2 separate regions of the Homo sapiens genome follow, and region 1 is linked to region 2. The links are chromatin contacts, found by Hi-C or POLR2A ChIA-PET in ENCODE. All regions are on one chromosome and are shown on one strand. The core of a region is the stretch at or near the end of the contact, and the rest is flanking DNA. Distances in the headings are between cores, read along the strand shown. Region 1 holds the start of PCNP (PEST proteolytic signal containing nuclear protein). Region 2 overlaps ABI3BP (ABI family member 3 binding protein).

Region 1 (3,369 bases), core at 389-2,888, 620 kb after region 2:
GCCTGTTGTCCCAGCTACTCGAGAGGCTGAGGCAGGAGAATCGCTTGAACCCAGGAGGCGGAGGTTGCAGTGAGCCAAGACCATGCCATTGCACTCCAGCCTGGGTGACAGAATGAGAGACTCCATTCCACCCCCCATAAAAAATTACAAGCATCTGTAAATACATAATCTCAAATAAAAATCTTCGTGTATATCTCCATTTTTAAAATGATAGAAACGAGAGTCTCAATGATTACCTTGAAAAGATCACAAGGAAAATGAAACAAACATGAATTAAGTACCTGTAAGATAGTTTGCTGGTTACTTTTACATATATGATAAATGATGGATCAGGGACTTCAACCTAGATCACAAAATCACCACCACACTGCCCTGCTTCTGTCATGGGAAACACACTTTGATAATTTCTTCATTCTTTCTCCACTCCCTGGACTTGAAGCCCGAGAAGTAATCCATCCGCAAATATTGAACACTTTTTATATTCATATATGAAACGCACAGTACACAGTTTTTAAAAACTGGTCTCTGTTGTCAAGGAACTTTTGAGCCATTCAGAGAGACAACACTTAAAACACACACACACACACACACACACACAAACTGAGGGAAGTATGAAGTGACCAAATAATGGTATACAAAGATGATCTCATTTGATCCCTATTACCACTCTTTGAGGAGGTACTATTATTATTGCTCTTTTATAGAGAAGAAAAGGTAGCTCTGTAGGCAGTAAGCAAGTCTCAAGGTTACTCAAGCAGGAAAGGGCAAAACAGATTCAAATCCAAGTTCTGACTCCTAAGACTTTCTCTAACTATATATGGTAAGACAAACCCAGAAACTCCAGTTCCCTAAGCAAGTAATAGACCCCATTTGGCTAGGAGGGCTGGATAAATACTGAGAAAGGGGGAAGATGAAGCCGAAAAGGTAGGCTAGGGCCTAATGTAACTCACGGACTTCAGAATGCAGACTGTAGGAATCCACTAAAGGTTTCTTATTAAGGCAGAAATTACTGCAGTCTTAACTTGACATAGTAGTTTCTCAACTTGGTAGAAGCAGACTATACAAAAAGTAACTTTACAGTTGGCTACGTGACTTAGACAAATTACTCTCTCTGACCTCAACTCTTACAGGTAATTGAGAGGAGAATTCTATATTTGGACAATCGCCGTGATTAAACGAGTGTATGAAAGGCGTCTGAAGCTAGGGGGCGCTAGATAAACACTGATTTCCCCTTTAGGGAAAAAGAATGCAGGCTTTTTGTTTACATAGAGTTGGCAGGCATGCGTTATCCAGCAAGGCCGGAACGGAAGACACTCTCAGCCTCAGCTGCAACCACATCTGGGTATGCAGAAACCTTCTAAGATCCCAGCGTTTCCAGGGAGATGCTCCATTTCCCCTCACTTCTCCGGACCTGTCGCTAGACCATGAAGACCTGACTGCCCTCTAATAAAGTGCCTAGCCAGCACTCTTAGACCGCCCAACCTTCCCAGCTCTTCCTTCCGAGGCGGCTACTCGATGACATCACATCCACTTCCGCTTCCGAAGGCGGCCTCTTTTCATTCCTCGGGACCGCTCTAGGCTGCCACCACGCCGGCTGGCCCCAAAAACTCGATGGTTGTTGGGCGGGGTCGTGACGTCCTTGGCGTGGCTGCAGGGGAGGCCGCGGCGGGGAAAATGGCGGACGGGAAGGCGGGAGACGAGAAGCCTGAAAAGTCGCAGCGAGCTGGAGCCGCCGGAGGTGAACACAACCCCAGCGTCGTGGGCAGCGTGGGATGCTCCGGGCCTTTCTTTGAGCTCCCAGGGTGGGGGGAGTGGGGTGGGGCGAGAATGGGCGGATCTGGACCTCACCCGGCCAGGTGTTGGGCCCAGACCTGCCTCGGGCACGCCCGATGCGGCCCTCTGGGCTCCGGGCCTACATCGCCTCCTTGCCTGGGGAGAGCCGGCCACTGTTCGTCACCTCCTGGCCCCAGCGGAGGCCCTGATTCCGAGGAGAAGGGAGATGGGCGCCAGAAAGGGAGACCGAACTCGGGGTGGGACCAGGAGCGGCGGTGCAGGAGCCGCTACCGCCACACCGGAGACGCACATCACACAAAACACACACACCGGAGACGCTCATGAGACATAACATACACACAGTGCGAGCCACCGAGTAGTTGCCGCGGGAACTGGCCGCAGGCTGAGTTTCTGACGGTGCCGGCCTCTCAGTTACACGCAGGAGTTAATTACGCTTGCTGCTCCCTTTTCACTGAGGAGGTGGACAACTCCGGCCTGCTCTCTTTCCTTTACTTCCAAGTTTAATATTGACCCTGTGACAGGATGGGCCGAGGTGATGGAGGGGAAGAGGAATGCCTTTGCCTGCCCTCTGGTTTAAGCTGCGGGGTCTAGGGCTAAGGTTTGGTTGCTTTTCTTTGAAGTATCTCCCTTAGGCTGTTGCCAGCTGACCGCTTGCCAGATACTTAGGCGACTAAATAGTCTAGCGTGACTCTTCCTGTATTTTGTTACGACGTTAAACTCAGGTTACAGCTATCCTTATTCTGTCCATTCCACTCCCTAAATTCGGGTCTTGTGCGTGAAGGAAAAGAAACGTAATCTCTCCAGCTCCCTCTTTGCACATAACAAGACAAGTGACTTAACACGTGCGAGCTGTTTAAAATGTTTTTAGAACATTTTAAACATTATTCTCTATTCTGACCACCTTAGTTATCATTCCCGAAATTATTTAATATGAGAAAATAGAAACGATTAATAGCATATGAAGGCCACTAGTAGACCTACTAACATAATGTTTCATGTTAATTGCCTTGGGAACAAAAATTATTGAAAAGATTAAGTGTAATGTTAATTACTTTGGACCCAGGATTTCCTTTTTAAAAAACACGTACAATTCTGTTAGTTAAGCTGGAACTCCATCTCTCTCTTCCCTCCCCACCCCCTGTCTTTTTTTTTTTTTATAACTAGTAAAATACCTTATGAAAGAACAATTTAAATTTAAACCATCTACTACTTTCTCACTAGGGAATTTTTTTTCCCAAAAAAATTGTATTGGAAATTGTGGGATAAAATTACATAAAAGTTTAAAAGTAGTTTGAGGAAAAGCAAAAAATTTTAGACGTAGTTTGAGGAAAAGCCTAAAGAATCATGTGTTGATTTTAAGGCCATCTCGTTAACTGTCTTGACCGAGGGTAGCAGACGTGTTTAATGTGCTGTCAAAATGTACCTTGAGTGTCATTATAAATCCACTGTATAATTTACCTGCCATTCTTTCAGTTGAGGGTTATTAGTTCTATAGTATGAATATTGATGTTTCCATTTTAGCATGTGGGGAGAAGTAGTAGAGAATTACTTTGCTAATTGGTATCAGAAAAATTA
Region 2 (3,143 bases), core at 631-3,130:
TTCGTCTGCCCCTGCTGGACAAAAACAGCACGTGACTCCTTAATGCTCACAGAATCAAGGTCAGAATAAGGCTATACTCATAAATGAAGAAAAAATAGACTATCACAAAATAATGTCATAGGCACAGGCTAAATAGCGTGTATGCAAAAATGAGTAAGATACTACATCACCCATCAGTAGTGAGGGATACTGATCTCCAGGAGTTAACTCTGACACACGATAAGAGCTATATGCAAAAAATTACATTTGCAAAAGAAAATAAGGATTTTTCTGAGGCATGTAAGAAGATACTGTTAGAAACACTTCTCGGAGAAAGAAATACTATTTTTTTTGACCTCAAAGAGATTACCAGACAGAGAGACGATTGTCATACAAAGCAATGCTTTACATTTCTTGAATTTTGAGGGAGTGGATATTATTCTCTAGGCAAAGGTTTATGGAGAAGGTGAGACTTCAGCTTAGCTTTGAAAATAAGAGTCAAATAAAAGGCAGGACTTGAAAGAATGTTCCAGGTAAAAAATAGTAGTAGCAAGAAGCTCATGTTGAACTGCAAACCCTGAACAAAATTAAAAAAAGCAAATAGACCAGTTTGATTAAAAAGAAAGGATCATGCTCATAGATACTTGGAAACTCGGAGTTGGGAGAAACTTAAAATTAATTGTAACTATTCTCCCTCCCTCTTGGGGCCAGACTGTAGATTAGCTCTTAGGATGAACTGTCTTTCTCACTCCCAAACACTAGTACGTGTAACAAAGGTCCAGATACAGTGACCTCTAGGCATTATATTTCTGGTGCGCATCAGAACATCTCCTCTCAAACACAGCATTTAGAAATATACATGAGATATTTACCTTTTAATTATTATTAATTTCTTTTAATTATTTAGAAATAATTCAATGGTCATATGAAAGACTTATTGCTATTTTCTAATGTGGCATAATAACCCAAAACTTGGAATCAGCAATACAAACAGGAAGCATTAACTTCAGACCAAAAAGATAACAACTCCAATTTTTTCTTTTGGTAAAATTATAAACAAGGACAAAGAAGGCTGGGAATCATGAAATCTTGGAATTACCCTTTGGATAGAATTTCACTGGCTCACTATCAGTCACGAAATCCCTTCTAATCAATTTAAGGCTTATTTTCACGTACATGCCCTTCCTTCAGTACATTTATTTTTAAAATAGCCGTTCTCTGGCAGCCTTTCCTCATTCCTTATCCATTTCCTCTATCCTTTGCTGTTATAATTTATTTAAATAAATAAAGTAGCAATAAACTGACTATGTTAAGAATGACAGGTACTTTACAATATAAGTCTCAGCCATGCCCTTCAAAAACAGGTGGAATGAGACCAACCTAGATCCAAATAGTTCCACAGACCTTTACATCACACATGGATGATCTTGGTAGATAATCTTAGTGTGAAAATCTTGTTTGAGTGCCAATGGATTAGTCCATCTGCATTATTACTAATGGGGTGGTGAACCCTTTTCCTCTACAATTCTGGGCCCCAACTAAGGCACCAGATAAACTGTCACATAAATCCACAAGACATAAAAGCATACATGGAAAATGCCTATTAGCAGCTCTCATAATTATCAAGAAATAGCATGTCACCACCAAGCCCAGGGCAAAAGTAAACGTGTTTATCATCCCTTTAATGTTTTAAATTTTGTCTTTTTTTTTTTTTTTTTTTTTTTTTACGAATCATAAAGCTCAACTGGCAAGAGATTGGGCAGGGAAAGTAAGACATGTCTCTTCTCATAAAGTCAGCAAAGGCATTCCATAACCACACGGAGCAGTCAGCACATGTGTCATCAGACAGAAGTGGAAGTTTTGATGTTGAGAATCCCAGCTGCATATTTCTAGCATGAAGGGCTTGCTGTCTGCTCAGTAAAAGAACAGACTGGATCCAAGAAAAGAACACGGTCCTGTCCCTGACAGAGATCCAAGTACAATACTCCATGCATGTCAGACGGGTGTCTCAATAGCATCATCAGAGCAGGGCAAGGCACAGGGCTGGGTGGACTTTTTAACAAGTGAAGATGAATACTTTCACAAATGACTGCTGATTCAGTTTCCCTTTACAACATGTTCATTGGGACTATTTTTTTGCCCTGTAAATGATATTGGATGATTTCCATGCATTTAGCAACTATTAAATATAGTGGCAGCCGTATTAGATGTTTGACTTATTTGTTTCTTTTCTTCATAAGATTTTAAATTAGACTATTCTCTGCCTGTATCCTCCATTGTTTGGATAATATTTTTATATCTCCCATTTCACAGATGTCTTCTAATTAGAATTCTACCATACAACAAGAAGTAATAGTATTAACAATACTTTACACGTGGAATCTTTTGCATCTATCTACAAATCTGCAAGGAAGGTTGGTATTTATTTCTCTTAAAATCATTATAAAAATCCAGTCACTCATTTATTTAACAAATATTTATTGAGCACCTAGAATATGCAAAGCTCTCTGCCATAAGCTGGAACAAAACAAACAGTGAATAAAACAAACAAAAAGCCATACTTTCATTGAGTTTACATTCTAGTGAGAAGAGATAAATAAATAAATAATAAGTAAAACATGTGGTATGTGAGGCCAGGCATGGGGGCTCACACTTGTAATCCCAGCATTTTGGGAGGCCAAGATGAGCAGATCACCTGAGGTCAGGAGTTCGAGACCAGCCTGCCCAACATAGTGAAACCCTGTCTCTACTAAAAATACAAAAATTAGCCTGGCACGGTGGCATGTACCTGTAATCCCAGCTACTTGGGAGGCTGAGGCAGGGAGAATTGCTTGAACCCGGGAAGTGGAGGTTGCAGTAAGCTGAGATCACACCACTGCACTCTAGCCTGGGCGACAGAGCAAGACTCAGACTCTGTCTCAAAAAAAAAAAAGAAAAACAACACACACACACACACACACACACACACACACACACACACACACACATATGGCATGTCAAATGATGGGGTAGATACCACTGCTGTTTCTTGATATCTGATTCCCCTATTATTCTGAGCACATGAAAATTATATGTCCCCATCTCTTGAAATTAGTCACAATCATGTAACTAATTCTCACCAGTAGGTTGTGCACAAAAGGGACATAAGCCACTTCCAGGTCAAT

What was found. Hi-C counts contacts between places; a loop is a spot of excess contacts on that map. ChIA-PET counts read pairs that join two places held with the same protein, here RNA polymerase II (POLR2A).
Region 1: a map of esophagus muscularis mucosa shows a loop between it and region 2 (3-fold over the local background). The contact joins the promoter of PCNP here to the enhancer-like site in region 2. A Hi-C loop is called at or near these places in 1 of 168 maps with a recorded cell type or tissue (esophagus muscularis mucosa). POLR2A ChIA-PET finds 5 or more read pairs at or near these places in 1 of 52 experiments (AG04449).

The regions. Positions count from the first base shown.
Region 1 is chr3:101,572,542-101,575,910 of GRCh38, forward strand. PCNP (PEST proteolytic signal containing nuclear protein) reads left to right here and starts at 1,639. Exons shown (of 5, transcript NM_020357.3): 1 at 1,639-1,738. The coding sequence starts at 1,675. RefSeq lists enhancers at 850-1,795, 1,239-1,508, 1,609-1,738, 1,819-1,978, 1,999-2,158.
Region 2 is chr3:100,953,296-100,956,438 of GRCh38, forward strand. All of the region lies in intron 1 of ABI3BP (ABI family member 3 binding protein), which reads right to left. Among named protein-coding and RNA genes, the nearest start is that of ABI3BP, 39 kb to the right of the region's middle. Within about 2 kb of position 1,881, at least 4 of the 41 ENCODE cell types and tissues checked have a DNase peak (open chromatin) inside an H3K27ac peak, as active enhancers do.